2 separate regions of the Mus musculus genome follow, and region 2 is linked to region 1. A link is a loop called in an ENCODE intact Hi-C map of the cell type or tissue named here. Cell type or tissue: left cerebral cortex. All regions are shown on one strand. Links, peaks and the distances in the headings refer to the core of each region. The heading gives the core; the rest is flanking DNA. Region 1 overlaps Heatr6 (HEAT repeat containing 6). Region 2 holds the start of Ddx52 (DExD box helicase 52).

What was found. A loop is a pair of places that touch in the nucleus more often than their neighbours do. Peaks named below come from ENCODE experiments on the same cell type or tissue, not always from the same donor. Only the 100,000 strongest peaks of a DNase experiment are listed, where the experiment ranks them.
Region 2: a loop joins it to region 1, with 4 times the contacts of the local background. A loop is called at or near these places in 19 of 42 quality-filtered maps.

What each region holds. Positions count from the first base shown.
Region 1 is chr11:83,781,800-83,790,523 of GRCm38, reverse strand. It overlaps Heatr6 (HEAT repeat containing 6), which reads right to left. Exons shown (of 20, transcript NM_145432.3): 20 at 6,770-8,724. Among named protein-coding and RNA genes, the nearest start is that of Gm38934, 25 kb to the left of the region's middle. In left cerebral cortex, for the core only: CTCF peaks have their summits at 2,572 (motif pointing right), 4,979 (motif pointing left) and 5,714 (motif pointing left); DNase peaks (open chromatin) are centred at 1,046, 4,969, 5,713 and 6,484.
Region 2 is chr11:83,937,693-83,946,416 of GRCm38, reverse strand. It overlaps Ddx52 (DExD box helicase 52), which reads right to left and starts at 4,327. Exons shown (of 15, transcript NM_030096.2): 1 at 4,153-4,327; 2 at 2,976-3,174; 3 at 1,748-1,881; 4 at 127-312. The coding sequence starts at 4,239. In left cerebral cortex, for the core only: no CTCF peak of the experiment used is centred there; a DNase peak (open chromatin) is centred at 4,308; H3K4me3 peaks cover 1,514 bases; H3K27ac peaks cover 733 bases.

The DNA of each region.
Region 1 (8,724 bases), core at 584-8,583:
GGCTGGGGCTGGGGCTGGAAATGGCTCAGACTCCGAGGCTTTGGCCAGTCCATCACCTTCATCATTTCATGCTGACACAAAGCAAAACAACGCAACAACACAAAACCAACCTTCTCAGAAGTCCTATCCTGTCTCCTGTTACAGCTTGGAGAGTGTCTGTCATCAGGCACATTCTGGGAGACTTTCCCTTTATCTAAAGGGGTCAAGAGAGACTTCTGGAAAAGCACCTGTCATGGCCCAAGATGATTCTGGGTCAGCTGATTGAGGGAAGGTTTGGAAAAGCTTCCTGGCTTGGGGAAAAAGGTGGTGCCCACTATGCTACCTGCAGTCTACTTAGCATATCAGACCCCAAGCATCATGCCTGCCCTGTGTTACAGAGAGCACTATTACATAGGACACCAAGGGGGGGGGGGAGAAAGAGAGAGAGAGAGAGAGAGAGAGAGAGAGAGAGAGAGAGAGGCAGAGAGAGCAGAGAGAGCGAAACAGAGACACAGGGAGAGACAGAGTGTGTGTGTGTGAGAGAGAGAGAGAGAGAGAGAGAGAAAGAGAGAGGCAGAGAGAGCAGAGAGAGCGAAACAGACACAGGGAGAGACAGTGTGTGTGTGTGTGTGTGTGTGTGTGTGTGTGTGTGAGAGAGAGAGAGAGAGAGAGAGAGAGAGAGAGAGAGAGAGAGAGAGATGTTTGGAAAAGTTTGTGGGTAAACTGTGCCAAGCCTGATGACCTAAGTTAGATCCCTGGGATTCACAAGGTGGGAGAGAGCTATCCTCTATACATTGTCCTCTGACCTGTGCAAGCGTACTTTTAAGCTCTCCCTCCCCTAAGCAAAACTGATATTAACAAGCTCTATGCTTTAAGAAATAGCCCTGCCCCAAATCCCTGTAATTTACTCCCCATCCAAGCTCCATTCAAGCAGCAAGCAGCTGTGTCATCTGCTCTGCTTCCCAGCCCCACTTGAACCTGCGCTGCCTTCAATGCTAGCTAGCATAAGCTTCACTTAGACGCTTCAGGGAGCCAGCATCGGGCATTGACAGGAAGGCGCATGCGTCCCGACCGTGATCTGAGCATGTTACTCAGAAGTTTCGTAATCTGTGAGTCACAAAACAGGAAGGATAACATTTGCCTCACTGTTAAGTATTGTTCTCAGATGACACGATGCTAGCGAAACTGCCTCATGTATAGAAGATACTCAGGAAATGCATCAAGAATCGATGAGCCCCTCCCAGATGACTGGGGCTCGCGTTCCCTTGTCTCCAGCCCCTTACCACTCCCCTTTTCTATACTCTTGCCTTGCCATGCTTGTGAGGCAGGGCCAAAAGCTCAAGAGATTCTTCTGGTACCTTCTCTGGCACCTTACATACCGTTCTTGTTCAAAGCATTAAGCGTAACCAAGGGTGTTGCTTTTTTTTTTTTTTTTCTTTACATTCATTCCAGGGTGGAAGGTTGTCTCACTGCACGAGAGACATGTTATCCTACAGGTGTCACGACCACCCCCAAATCCAGCCTTTCAGACCAGAGCTCCCTGAACCCATGCCCCCTACAAGCTAAGGCTCAGAGAAGAGCGATGCTTCTCCACTTTGGGCTTCTTAGCCCTCCAGGGCACATTTTCCAAAGCATGAGATATGTTGGGTTGTCATAGTTAGGGGGATTCTTCCTGGCGTCTGGTTAAGTAAGGGGTTTGAGATGTTGACAAACATCCCACAGTGCACCTACAAGGAACCAGCCTGCCCGAGGAATTAACAGTGCCATGGTTGAAAACCTTGACTTAGAGGGGCCCTTCCATAAGGTCAGGGCAAAGCTCTGCTCACAGCCCTCCCCACCCATGGTTCCTAAACCCCTCCTCTTTATGGTGGGGGGACAAGGCCAGGAAGGCCCCACATCCCAGTTACCACGCTCAGCCTCCTCCTGTTTCCACCTGCTGTTCTGCTCTGTTACCTCCTGCCCCTCTAAGATAGCCTGTGTGTCCTACGTGCCACCTGCTGTACAGCTCTGTGGTCACCCCAAGGGTCACCCCCGCCTGCCTCTGCTCAAAGGTTGTCTTCCCAGGGAGAACTTCCTTCACACCTCGTGCCAAACTATAATCTGCCCAGAGCTTTCTGTCCGGCCATGATCTGTTTTTCCTTGCCTCTGGCCCCCGAGACCCCAGGTCACTGACGGTATTAGCTTACCGTCCTGATCAAGTGTGATATCTGCAGGACTTTTTTTTTCCTTGTTCCCTGATATTTTCTTCTGCTTGATTCTTTTTCTTTTCTTTTCTTTTTCTTTTTTATTTTTGAGACAGGGTTTCTCTGTGTAGCCCTGGCTGTCCTGAAACTCACTCTGTAGACCAGGCTGGCTTTGAACTCAGAAATCTGCCTGTCTTTGTCTCCTAAGTGCTGGAATTAAAGGCATGCACCACCACTGCCCTGCACTTGCCTGATTTTTATATATTATATCTTATATATTTGATAAATTCTCCAGATATCTTCTCCAGTGAATGGATGAATGAATAAATGAATGAAAATCCTACTGTTCCAGAGCTGTTCCGTTCTTATGAAGTCAAGCTGACCTGACACTTGTGTCATGTGAGTGCAGTTGCCCTCATAGACCAGAAGAGAGCGCTGGATCCCCTGGAGTGACAGGTGGCTGTGAGCCATTGGACGTGGGTCCTGGGAACCCAACTCAGGTACTTTCCCTTATTATCCCCAACACCTGTTCAGGCAAACACTTAAATGTTATTCTGAGCATCTCATGTAAATGAAAACCTACAGTATACGTGGCTGTCTTCTTTGACTTAGCATAGCATTTAATGGCTCACCCACGATATGGAGTATATTGATATTTCACCTTTTCTACAGCCCAATATTATTCCACCGAGTAGACACACATCATGCCGTTCTCTGGTCGCCAGCAGAGCCGCCGTTGCTAGTTAGGGGCTATCCCGAATGCTGCAGCTGTGGGCACTGCTGTACTTGGTCACATCATTTGTTTGGGGTGTCACCTGGAGTTGCTGAGTCATGTGGTGACTGTGTGGAAATTTTGGAGGGACTGCCTGCTGCGCTTTCTTCCTGGCTTTGTGGATTCACACCCAGCATTGTCTTTCCTCGAGTTATGCCGAGCTTCTTCGGTCCATGCTACCTGACCTCCTCTGCATGGCATACCTGGGAGGCTCCTGTGCCTCCTGAGGGGCACCCTCTATGGCCAACACCTCAGTCACAAGGAAGGGAGTTTCAATATCCCAGGGCTCAGGTTACACGGGCAGCAACTACAATGAAGCCTCGAGTGAGAACCCTCAGCTCCTCCCTTCTGTTCGTGCTCCATCTGCTACCTGAGTGCTCCCTAAAGCAAATCTATTTTGCTTTAGGGATACCTACAAGTCTAGTAAGCCTACCGACACTGCCCATGACCTCTCTATGGGCTCACCATGCTGAGCGTCACAAGCTAACCCACCAGAGGCCATCCGCTTGGCTAAACCTCCCTGCCTTGGGTTAGGCCACTCCCTCCTCAAATGTGATTTCCTCCCTTTCCTAGTCAGGAAGAACAGCCTGACTGGCTTTCCTCTTGTGCTGGCCTGGGTCCAGCCCTCACCACCCTCATCTGGGAGTGCCTCTTGGCTTGAACTGGCTTAGCGTTCACCTTTGAATCTGAGTGATAGCCATGTGTGGAATTTCAAATGTGGTAAAAGCAAAAATAAAGTCCCAAGCTTGGAAAGAGCGTTCTTTATATGTTAATTTCCCCCACATCTGGGTTTCACATATGTACAGTAGCAAAGCCATGTAGGAGACAGTATAAGATAGAGAAGCCTCCAAGACCTGAATTCCATTCCCGCTGTCCCCTTGGTGAGCTTGGTCATGAGGGCTACCATCTCCCCTCCGAGGCCTCGGTGCTCGTCGATACGAGGGGGTGTTGTATTCCTTTCCAATTCACTCAACAGACTCTTGCCAGGACCTGTTCAGGCGAGGAAAGGCCAACAAGACAGGAAGTGACTTATATCCAGCAGGGAGGGCCACAGATAAGCAGGCAGGTGACCATAAAAGAGTGGTAAAGCGTGTTCTGAAAGATGGGGCTAGCAAGGAGAGTACGTTTTCCCTCCATCGGGAGTTTTCAAGCCAGTACTGAGCATCCAGTGGTAACTACCCCAGCAAATGGGGCCAAGCAGAAAAGGGTCCAGGAAGAAAAGCCTGCAACCTAGGAACAAGGGACATCCCGGAGACGGAAGGATGGTGTGAATACCACGGACAATCGCTGAAGCTCTTAGGGCTTCCCTTCCATGTCAACCTCAGTTCATGTGCTGAGAGATCCAAATGCCTACTGAAGAGTTACGTGCTGGGTGTGGACCTGTGATCCCAATACTGTGGAGGCTAAGGCAGGACGGTTGAGAACGGAACTCCAGCCCGTGCATTTGGTGACAGCTCATCTCAAAACAAAACCTACCCCCTAAAAACAAACAAAAAACAAGAGACACAAATAATGGAGCTAGAGAGGAGGCTCAGCAGTTAAGAGCATTTGCTGTTCTTACAGAGAACCTGGGCTTGGTTTCCAGCACCCACATCAGATAGGTCCCAATGCTCTCCCCAGTTTCAGGGGATCCAAGACCCTCTTCTGGCCTCGGGTATCTGCACACATGTGCACACACAAGCAGGCAGATATATACTGATTTTCCAGGACAAAGACTACATCAGGGGTTCATAAATTCTCCAGAAGGTTCTGCAACACACTAACCAACCCTTGTGGCGTGTTCTGAAGTCTGAGACGTCGCTGTAAGTAGAAACAGTAATACAACTATTATAAAACTCCCAAAGGCAACACACCTCAGACCACTCAACTCAGAATCTGTGAACTGCCATAAGTCATTGAAGTTGTCCCAGGTGACTTCAACGTTAAGCCTGCTCCTCACCCTTGTTTCTAATGAGAACTGGATACCCACCCCCACCCGACTCCACTCCACCCTACTCATGTCCAGTCTAAATGACTTTGTGATCTCTGTCTCCACCTGCTGGCCATTATACCAAACTGCAGGAGTTCAACTGTGCTATCTGTAGATCCAAGACCTTGCAACTTTTTAAAAAAGTTTGCTAAATGGATAAAAAAAAGAATCAATGAGATGAAAATATTAAGTAGTTAGAGCATGTAAAAATAATATTTTGCTGGAGAGATGGCTCAGTGGGTAAAAGCACTGACTGCTCTTTCAAAGGTCCCAAGTTCAAATCCAAGCAACCACATGGTGGCTCACAACCATCCATATGAGATCTGACACCCTCTTCTGGTGTGTCCGAGGACAGCTACAGTGTACGTACATATAGCAATAAGCAAATCTTTTTTTTTTTTTTTTTTAAAAATCATATCCTTTCCTATGACGAGGTTGTCTAAGAGTCTTACATACATTAGGATAAAGCGTGTGAGAGCCTGGGGAGTATTTGCAAAGTAAAACACAGCCAGTATTACCTACTGCTGTTAACTAAGCATAAGTTATAACCCCTGTTTTGTACCAGTGATTCATTGTCAAGGAATTGTTTTAACTTAGTCAAGTCAAAGTATATTTAGTCCTATTTTCCTGATGTTGACTATGGGTACTTAGTGGTGAGGGTTAGTGGGAAATACAGGCCTTTAGGCAGGAAGAGATAGCTTAGTGGTTAAAAGCACTTGTTGCTCTTACAGAGGACCCAAGTTTAGTCCATACAAAGCAGCTTGCAACCCCTTGTAACTTCTGCTCCAGGGGGAAGAAATCTGATGCCCTCTTCTGGCCTCTACAGGTACGGCAAAACTGGTCACAGGCATAGATAGGCCGAACACCCACACACATAAAAAGTAAAATGGAAAAAAAAAATCTAATTTGGTGGTGGAGAGATAGCTCAGTGAATAAGAACACTTCCTATGGGATCTTGAGGACCTGAGTTCAGCTCCCCAGCACCCACATAAAACAGCTGGGTACGCCCGGCGGTGGTGGCACACGCCTTTAATCCCGGCACTTGGGAGGCAGAGGCAGGCGGATTTCTGAGTTCGAGGCCAGCCTGGTCTACAAAGTGAGTTCCAGGACAGCCAGGGCTACACAGAGAAACCCTGACTCGAAAAACCAAACCAAACCAAAACAGCTGGGTATGATCACGGGCATGTAACCCCAGTACTACTCGGAGTGGAGAAAGGATAGTTCACTGGGGCTTGCTGGCAGCCAGCCAAGCTCCAGGTTCAGCAACTGACTCAGTCTCAAAGGAATAATGCAGCAAGTGAGAGAAGAACAGTGGATGCCCTTCTCTGAACGAACTCTGCAGGCACACACCCACGGATGCAGATACACACACATGCACACAGACAGACACACTTGCACACACACATACACACAGGCACACATTCATGGATGCACAGATACCACACACATGCACACAGACAGACACACATACACACACATGCATGCATACCAAGGCACACACACACAGATGCACAGCTACCACACACCCACACATGTGCACACACATACACACACCCACAGATGCACAGCTCCCACACACACGCACACAGACAATGTTCACACACACATACACACTGTCGAGTTTAGTGCCATGAACAGGATTCTGACTCCAACGCCTTTCCGCTGTTTTTTATATCATAGCGAATCTACAGCTGTAGCCCTGCTGACCGGGCAGCCTGAGAAAAGCAAGGCCCAGAATGCCTCAGTGAGAATCTGTCCCTCAAGTCAGAAGCGGGGACCAGGACACCTATAGTATCTAGAGGTGTTTCTGTATATTCCCCTTTAGGTGAACCCTGACATCCATATCAGAGACCCAGAAACCAACGGTTACAAAGAAATGCCAGGTTTTATTCAAGGTAAGCAAAGGACAGGAGCAGATCGGCAAATGAACCATCAGATCCGGTTTTGCAAGTATTTTCACCAAGATACAAACTGGCGAAAATTCAAAGAACCAGAGCCTGTCAGATCCTCTGGCCTAGGGAAGTGTGTGAAAGAAGCCGTAGCTGAGGATGCAGAGGAGGGTGTGGAAGCCATGCAGGGTCAGGGCAGGGTCAGCTCGATGCCTGGGCCCTCCATTTCAGAATCACCCTGAAGGAATGCAAGCTCACACAATGTTCTGTGTGGACCCCTCACTGTGTAGGCGGACCCCTTTGGACAGGCGAGCCCTCTACCATTGGAACATGAAGACTTTAGTCAGTGTGAGTGCGTGTTCACCAGTCACTGTCTACACAGCAGTTTCTGAACCACCATGATAGAAAAGAAAAAAAAAAAAAAAAAGAAGAAGGAAATTAGGGGCAAAGGGGAAAACCTGAAGATCTATGCATGCCTTTAACTGTGTACTGTGTACTTCAAGTGACAATTTTGGTTTCTGTTGTATTTCTCGTGTGTGCGTGTGTGTGTGTGTCTGAGGTGGTTGTCAGGATTCAGTCTCCATTGTTCTCCATCTTATATTCGCTGAGGCAGGGTCTCTCAACTGAACCCAGAGCGTGCTATATTTGCTCATACAGTGCCCATCTGGCTTTTTGGCAGCTTCTGGTGATTCAAATTACAGTTCTCAGGCTTGCACAAGTACCTTTCCCACTGTGCTATCTCCCCAGTGTCTGCTGGGCATTTGTTTGAGATAGACTCTCCTTATGTAGCTCAGGTTTGCCTGGAACTACACAGCAAAGGAGAGACTTACAAACTCCTGGCCCTCGTGCCTTGACTCCTCAGAGCAGGGATTTCAGGTGTGGACTGCCACGCCTAGCATTACTTCAGTTTTCTGAGACTGGGTTTTGCTATATTACCCATTGCTCGCTCTTCTATCTCGGCCTACAGGGTACTGGGATAACAGAAATGTTAACCATGCCTAGCTTAAATCTCACAATTAAACAAATATCACTAGAACCAATCTTTGCATCTTTTAATTTATCCCACAGCAAATATAAGTGTGAAGTACTTTCTTTCTTATATAACCCTACACTTTGGATGGAAATAACTTTATTAAATTGATTGTGGTCAAAAGTACAAAATCTAAATGTAAACAACTGATTGGCCAGAAATTACTTTAACAAGTGTTTGACATTAATAACCATTTAAGTTACATGAATAACCCAAAATACACAAATTAAAAGGTGGCTGGCCAAACAGCATATTTAATGTACGGGACCATGTCATCCTAAATGTCATTTGTAAATTTAGACAAAAGTTGGTGCTGCTGTGGCGCAGGATCCTGGACTGTGGGGAGGGGAGGAGCCCTGGGGTGCACGCAGGTGCAGGCGAGCAGCTGCACATTCATCAAGGGGGGCTCTTGCAGGGGTCTGCAGCTGCTGCAGCTGTGCCAGCAGACACTGCATGAGACCTTTGCTCCGATTGGTGCTGGGCTTTTTTTTTTTCTTTTTCGAGACAGGGTTTCTCTGTATAGCCCTGGCTGTCCTGGAACTCACTTTGTAGACTAGGCTGGCCTCGAACTCAGAAATCTACCTGCCTCTACCTCCCAAATGCTGGGATTAAAGGAGTGCGCCACTGCGCCTGGCGGTGCTAGGCTTTTTAAAAAACACTCTTGAAAACACAATTCTAATAAGATTCTAATTTCTAAATTTATTTATTTTTTCTTTCTGAGACTAAAAGACCTCCAGTTGTTTGGGCCCAGGCTACATAGATCCTGATTCCTTGTTTCTTGGTTGTCTGGGTTAGAATGGCCAGTAATGGAACCACTCTCCAAAGTGGCGAAGCCCTTTGAGAAAAAGTTAAATAGCCACTAACCCGTTCTAAATAAACGCTGCCGGATGCTCCTGCCCTAG
Region 2 (8,724 bases), core at 155-8,154, 160 kb before region 1:
ACTTGAGATGGGCCTTCAATCAGATGAAAGACTTAATAGGGGACTATAGGTGGGAAGGATTTCCAGGGGCCAGGAAGGGAATGAAGATACAGGAGAATGTTACGGGCATCCTAGATCTTCACTCACATGCAGCATAACTGGAATGGCTTGCATCTGAATTGGTGTGGGCACTTGGAAGCCTGCGTCTAGAATATTCTGGAGCAATCTAGAATTGATTTTATATTCCTGGTCAAGTTGCTGAAATGTAGCAATTGGGTCAGGAAGATCAGTTCCTTGGACATGTATCTTGTGCTTGTTCCGAAAGAAGTTGACCTACAAATTGAAACAAAAGAGCCAACATGTATACATCCAAACAGCAATAGTAACAACAATCTCAGATGCTTTCCGACAGCAGTAACAGTTCTGGCATAAGCTATAGCAACACAAGGAGCTTTCTGCTTAAATACAAGCCCACAGCCAACACAGACACTGAGTACATTTCATGGTATTCACAGCTAGAAAACCTGTACAAATGATGGGGCCCACCTGTCTGTGTGCACTGTAATGTGTTTCTGCCACACTTTTTATATAACTTTATAGAAACTTCTAGAAGGCAAGCTCTGAAATTATGTTTTCAATCTGGTTCTTAGCATACAAATACCAGTGCTTTTTAATACTTTAAAAATAAAAACAGGCTCATCAACCCTTGTATTTCTTAAAACTGAATGCCAAGGGTGCTGTTTAGTGGTACTGACTGGGCAACTTGTTCATCTGCTAGTCCACAGACAGCCACATTTTGGTGTCTGGGTCACTGAAGCACAGTGCTGCAGTCTCCACCAGCCAAGTGGCAAGGGTTCAGGAAACAATAGATTCATTGTTCTTTCACATCCTGTAGCCTTATCCTTAGCTGGGCAGTGGTGGCGTACGCCTTTAATCCCAGCACTTGGGAGGCAGAGGCAGGTGGATTTCTGAGTTCAAGGCCAGCCTGGTCTACAGAGTTCCAGGATAGCCATAGCTACACAGAGAAACCCTGTCTCAAAAAAACCAAAAAAAAAAAAAAAAAAAAAAAGAAGAAGAACTTTATCCCTCTATAGGTAAAGTGGTTTGGAAGGTAGAGGCAGGAGAATCAAGAGATCCATGTAGGCCACAACAAAAAGAATCCTAGCCTTGTAATCCCTCCCAGGAAAATAGAAGCTTTTAAACCGTAATAAGTTCAACACTGAAGAGAAAGGGTGCCAAATTTTAGGCTTATCAAAAGGAGTTAAGAAATTGGAATTAAAAAATAATTTATGTATATGAGTGTTTTTGCTATATGTCTGTATGAATGTATTATCATCACGTGTGTGCCTGATGACTGCAGAGATGTCTGGAACTAGAGTCACAGACGGTTGCGAGCTGCCTCATGGGTACTGGGAACTGAACCTGGGTCCTCTGCAAGAGTAGCCAGCATTCTTAACCACTGAGTCATCTCACCAGTCCAAGAAACTTGAAATTTTTAATTATACGCACACTATTCTTCTTGAAACTTGAGGAGCTCAGGACTTCTTATACACATACACCACGTATCTATAAACAACCAGAACTGAACTCTGATCTTTCTATAAGTGTAACCAAGCACTCCGGCACTGCACAGATGGCTTCTGTCAGTCTGCATTAAAGTAAAACCTAAACAAATATAATTAGCTTTCCATCTTAACAAAATAAATTCACAAACGGGATGTCCAGTGAAAACTCTGTACATTTTGGGAGGTGAAGGTATTTTTCGAACCTTTTCCTTTCTGAGATGTTCCAACTTTCCTGAAGTTAACTTCTTCTCTCCACTGACTTTTTCATCTTGAAGCTTTGCTTCTACAGAGGATGTCCACTGGATACCACCGTCAAAGTCTTCTTGAGCAGGAACTTCTATATTTGAAAAAATCAAAGGTATCAAGTGCAGCAGTATTAGGTGTGCCAAACTGGCATAAGGCCAGGAACAGGAGAGCTGTAACGTGGTGCAGACAGAACACCCAGGCTTGCTCTCTTCCTTTTGTTGGCTGTGTTAATTCTGAACATCAAGACAACTGTATGTGTCAAACAGGAGATGGACTGAGCATACACAGGCTACAGGGCAGCCAGCTTGTTCATCAAACATCGAGCTAGAAACTACTGTAATAGAGGAAGATTTCATGTGCAATAGCAATGAAATTACTATGCTTAGAGCTGTCCACATCATAGAAACAGCAGTTCTTCCTGTTTCTGTCAACACTGGCTCAATTAGAAGTAGACCTGACTGTCTTAATGACTAGATTAGCCAACTTTAATGTTTGTATGGTAGAACAAATATGTGAGAACAATCTAAAAAAAAAATTCTATGAGTAGTGAGCAAAGATCTTCAATGAATATTTTGTTTTTTACAAAGTCTAGCCTGGCCTTGAACTACAGATCTTCCCTCCTCCAACTTCAGAGTGATGAAACTGTAGGCAAGTATTACTATGCCCAGGTTTCTAATTGATTTTTTTTGTTTTTTGTTTTTTTAAATAATGGGTATGAGTGTTTTGTCTGAGTATCACATGTATGCCAGGTAACCAGGGAAACTAAAAGAAGGCATTCCATACCCTGGAACTAAAGTTATAGGCATTGTAAAGTGCCATGTGGGTGCTGGGAATTCAACCTGTATGCTCGGTAACAGCAGTCAGTGCTTTTAACTGCTAGGCCATCTCTCCATCTCCTCTGTGGCATTATTAAGACATAATTTTTAATTTCACTGAGACATAACTTCTAAGGAAGTGATACATATTTTTTCACAGAGTACCTCCACATTAGGATTATTATTCTCCAGAAATAGCAACACCTGTCCAAAAGGCTATGCATGACCATCATTGCAGTAGCAAGTAACAGCCAGTACCTAGGTATAATCCAGATGGCATCAACAAAGGTTGCTAGGTATGTGTTGTCTGACTTACCAGCTTGCACCGTTTTGGAACTGGAAAAAAAATGAGCATTAAGCCAATACTAACCTGAAGTCATCTTCTTTCTCTTTTTCTTCTTGGGCTCCTTACTCCTTTCCAACAGGACCCCTTGTGTTTTCTCCTCATTTGGGGGCTCCTGGTGTATTTGCAATGCTCCACATTCATCTGAGACGGACTTCTTGTTTCCGAAGAAGTCTAGTCCCTTCAGGACCTCCAAAGACTCGGAATCGAATTTCCTTTTTCCTACCTAAAACCCCAAAAGTTTTAAATGAAATTTACTGCCAGAACTGTTTCCATCCAACCGTGACTGGCTGTACGGAGGACGCAGGTTCAGTAATTCGCCTTTTTAACCTTTTCAAACAAGATTCTGTTGAGCTAAGTAGTGTGTTTAGGCAAACAGAATCCTATCAACAACAACAATGAATATTTATATACATTTACTACACGTCAAGGATATTTATTAGATATTAAATTACTTCATCCTCACACCAACCCTACAAGGTAAATAGCAGTGAGACAGAAGAGGGGAAAAAAAAATCCAGGCACCAGCAAGTAACTTAGTGAAGATCTCAGAAGTATTCACTAGCAGGCCCTGCATTTGATCCCAGAAATCCCTGCTCCAGGGTTCAAATGTAACCACAACACTGCAGTCAGGACGAAGAAACACAGACATCACCCTCCACAAAGGCTGTATTTTACAGTAAGGCTTATGTTTAAAATGTTTCACAAGTGAGTCCCAACTGACTTCCTTTCATGCTCACTACTTCTTTAAGAAACCCCCCGCATATCAGGATCACACTTTTGGTTGGCTACTTAAAATGTGGTTGGTTAGAGTGATGAAAAAACAAAACAAAACACCCCAACTCTCCACTGCAGTACAGCTATCTGTACATTAAGTCAAACTTGGGTAGCTTACAGTGAAAGCGTGCTTTCTTAGTTTCTAAGAGGGGTCTCGGAAAGGATTCCAACTTTGTGAGTAAAGTAAGATACCTGGGAATCAAAATGTCTGTGCCAGGCTCAACTGAGTCTACCGGGGCTCAGTAAACAGTCCTTCAGAAGTCTGGGGTAAATCTTAGGTTAAGCTAAATCCCAGGAGGGAAATGCTTGGGGGTGATCGGAGCCTGGCCTCGGGGTCTCCAGCGCGCCGGCTGCCCGGTTGGCGGCGGTCTCAATCTCCGGATCCCGCCCCTTCTCGGTCACGCGGCTCCCCGCGTACAGAAAGTACCTGGAATCGAGTAGCGTCTGCTGAGAAGCGCTTCACGTCGAACTTGGCGCCGGCTCCAAGCCGGCGAAACAGGTCGTAGGAATCCATCTTTACCCAGAAGGCCCCACGGCCTCCCGGCGCCTGCGTTTACCACTTTCTATCCGCGACTGCTTCCGCACAGGCCGTAGCGGAAGTCGCTCCAGGAGGCGGAGCCTGGCTGTGATAGGCGTGGAAAACGTGTGAGCTGGGAATTCGTTCACAAAATCCAAAATCGACGCTTCTTGTGCGTGGGAGTGTGCTAGACGTTTAGTGATAGTTTGATGAGCAACACGCCAATATTCTGCATTTTCGGTTACCGTTTAGAAAGGACAGAGATACTATTAACCAGTTACTGTAACTGAGGAAAATGGAAAGCATCGTGAGGCAAATTAAAAGCTGTGATGGGTTGAGAAGGGGTAGAAGCTAGTTTAGTTAGATTGGTTAAATTCAATCAAATTTGAACTGAGAAGGGGCCACTTTCCCAAGACATGGGAACAGCATTCCAGGGAAGAGAAAACCCATCTGAAGAAGGAAACGGATCTGAAACCTTGTTAGAACAGAAGCCGATCTGAGTTGCTCTCCAGTGCCACAGAAAGAAGGAAAAGGGGGTGGGTGGGGGGAGGGATGAAGGAAGAAATGAAGAAAGGAAAGAAAATTGGAGTAGCTGGAGCTAAGCTTACAGGGGCAAACAAACCAGGTCTCAACGCTGTAACAAGGGCATGATGAAGTATTTAGGTTTTAATCTAAACATGCTGCAAAACCAAAATTCATGGAAGGAGCAACTATCTTAGTTTATCCCATTTGATTTTTAGATTCATTCTCATTGTGTTTGAACTACTCGACTTTTTAAGTTTTGTATAACCTGTCTTCTGGAATGTAAGTCCACAAACATGAAGATCTATTTTTGCTTTATGATTGTATCCCTGGTTCTGTTTGCTTTCCATAAATGTTTGATGAATGAATTCGTGAAAGGGCCATACATGATTATTTGGAGTTATTTGGAGAAGGGACATGGAACAGATAAGAGTAGAAATGGAGACTAAAGTAGCTGTTGCTTTTATCTGGGTTGATAGCTATTCAAATGTGGATGGATTTGGGCTACAGTTTGGATATAGAGTTTAATGTACCTGATGGAGTTTGTGTAGGGTGAGGAAATGGATCCAGAGGTAGCTAAATATTGTGGTTTGAGCTGGGATGATGGCATGCCATTTACTGAACTAAGAAGAAAGGAAGAGCAGCCTTTTGGTGAGAATGAGAATCATGGAATTGTTACGTTTGTAGACATGTAGATCTCTACTTGATTAAGTGAAGACATCCAATTAGGTACTTGGACCCAAGAGTCTGAAGCTCAGGACTGAAGGCTGGAGAAACAAAACTGGGAGACATCAAAATATAAATAATACAATGCATAGACTCAAACATCATATGTCCATATCATTTGTGGATAGATCTATGATATAGAGAGGAGAGGGGGAAAGTTCAGTTCTAGTGAGACTTTCATTCTCGAGGAGAGCAGATGTGGAGTGAGCATAAGATGTCATGAAAATCTCTTCCCTGACTCCTCCTTACAGCTAACAGTGGGGACATCTTACTCTTTTAAATATATTTACTCCCTCTCTATAAATAGTATTTTGAGGAGACAGGAAGATGGCTCAACAGGTAGACACCAACCCTGCAAACTTGATGATCTGACTTTGATCCTGAGAACCCATGCAGAAGAACAGATAAGGCTGTGAAGACGTTTGTAGCATTTAGCTTAGGCAGGACCAAAGTTTATCCACGTTAATACAGTGGAGGTTATGGTCTCTCCCATCCAGTTATAGCCCCATGGTATTAATGGTTCCCTAGAGAGTTAACCTCCCAGGAGCTGAGGAAAGCCCTGTAGGTGGCCTTCCTTACTAGGAAATATTTAGCATTATACCAATGGCCAGCTCACTTTCCTTCTTCCAGAGAATAGATTTGTCTTGCTCGTTGAATTTGTGCTCTATATCCTTTACTTTAAAAGGAGGGACTTGGACTTGGAGCTTGGTTTAAATCTTACAGAGATCCAACTTTGTCTGCTTCCCAAGTGCTGAGATCACAGGCGTGTACCATCACACCTGACCACGTTCCTCTACCGTAGCTTTTTTCTATTGCGCTGCACTTATAGCTCCACATTGGTCCACAGACTTTAAAATTTCTGAAGCTGAGGCAATGTGTCATGCCTCTAAATACATTTGCTGAGTATGAAATCTGTTTCATATTAAGTGGTCATTTTTTAGTCTCTCTCTCTCTCTCTCTGTGTATGTGTGTTGTATGTGTGTGTGAGTGTGTGAGTGTGTGAATGTTCTGTGTGTGTTGTAGTGTGTCTGTGTGGTATATATCCAAGTTTTTTGGAGTGTGCACTTTGATGCATGCACATACACACATGTAGGTGCACATGTATGTGTGTGTCCAGAGACAGACATCAAATGTGTCTCCTCACCTGCACTTCCCTTTTGTATATTTATTAAATTTTATTATATTAATTTCATGTGTAATCATGCATTGCTACAGCATGCGTGGAGGTCACAACCCAGCTTTCAGGAGTTGGTTCCACCCTGTAGTTAACAAGAATTGATTTCAGGTTTTCAGGCTTGGTGGCAAGCATGTTTACTTGCTGAGCCAACTCTCTGACCCTCCACATTTATTTTTAGGATTATTTTATTTTATTGTTTGTGTGTTTTTGCTAGCATGTATGTATGGACACCATATTTGTGCCTGGTGCCCCAATGTCAGAAGAAGGAATTGACTCTCCTGGAACTGGAGTTATAAGTGGTTTTGAGCCACTATGTGAATCCTGGGAACCGAACCCATGTCCTTCATAAGACCAGTCAGTAAGTGCTCGTAACCAATAAGCCATCTTTCCAGTCCCACGTTTATTTATTTATTTTCAGACAAGGTCTCTTTCTGAATCCAAAGCTTCCCCAATTGGCTGGACTTACTAGCCAATGAGCGTCAGGAATCCAACTGTACTCTAAGCTACCTCCCATACCCCTGGTGCTAGGGTTGTGGGTACATGGCACCTTGCTTTGTGTATGGGTTCCCTGGTTCTGAATAGAACTCCTCATGCTCGTGTAGCTGGTAACTTACCAGTTGAGCCAGCTCCCCAGTTCTGTAAGTCTTACTGATCTAATGAAATAGGACAAACCACATAAAGATCTCTATGAATTTAACAGTGGACCTATTTCTTTAGTTGGTGCTTTGCATTAATAGACTGGAATGAATGAAGTCAAATGGGAGCCAACTTACACTATTGCTTGCCTTGACAATGTCCAGCTGACTCATTAAGAGAGCATTTCCTCTTGGGGGGAAAAAAACAAAACTATTTCAAAGTATCGTCAATAAAAGTGGAGAGGAAATTGAATCCTGGTTCTGTGTAACTGGAATTTCTCCAAAAACTAGTATGGTGTGATTGTTGGACACACATGGCTTCTCAACTGTAGCCAGTGAGAACACAACGTCTGTGCAACACCAAGGTGGCGGCTGCTTGGAACAGCTTGTTGTTATGAGCAGAATGACCACGCCATAGCCTGAAGGGGTGTCTTGGAATATTTTTCTTCGTATACTCCCTGCTTATCGCCCAGCAAGCTTCAGCGAGGAGAGCATTGTTTTTACAGTGTCCCATCACAGACCACGGCCTAGGGGTGCAGAGATTACTTAGCCCATCTTTGTTCTCAAGGAGTAGAGCCTGCTAGGGTATAGAGTACCAACATGCTTGTTCTAGGAACCCCAGCGGAAGCTATAGGGACAGAAGGAGTTGTCACCGGGGGCTTGGAGGTGATGGATGGGTGTTGTGGCACATTAGGATGGGTTTGGTAGAGAAGATGAACTTGGCACAGCAGGCTAGGAATGCAGTGCAGTTAGTAGATGGCTGCTTAGGATTTGCCAAGCCCTAGCTTCAGTCCCTATTACTAGGCATAGTGGCACATGCTATAGTCCTGGCACAGAGGCAAAGAGGAGGAAGTTGAAGGTCATCGAGCTGGTGAGATGGTTAATCACGTAAAGGCACTTGCTGTCGAGCCTGATGATCCCACTTCATTCTTTAGACTCCCACATGGTGGAAGAAGCGAGCAGATGCCCATAGGCTGTCCTCTTAACCCCACATACACACTGTGCTATGTACACATTCACAAGAAATAATTAAAAAAAAATCAAGGTCATCCTTCAGTACATAGCCAGTCGAAGGCTAGCCTGGAAACTACATGAGATGCTGTCTTGAAAAAAAAAATTTTTTTTTTTTTTTTTGCCAATAAGTGTGGTGGGAAAAGGTATTGATTGATTTATTGATTGATTGAAACAGGCTTTCTCTATATAGTCCTGGCTGTCCTGAAACTCACTTTGTAGACCAGGTTGGCCTCAAACTCACAGAGATCTGACTGCCTCTGCCTCCTAAGTGATGGGATTAAAGGTGTGCGCCACCACCACCAGGGGGTAAAGGTATTAAAACAGCCTCAGTGAATGTACAGAGTAATAGAAATGGTCTAGTGCGTTTGAAGGTCTACTAATGGTTCTAGTAAGCTGGAAGCAAGTTTG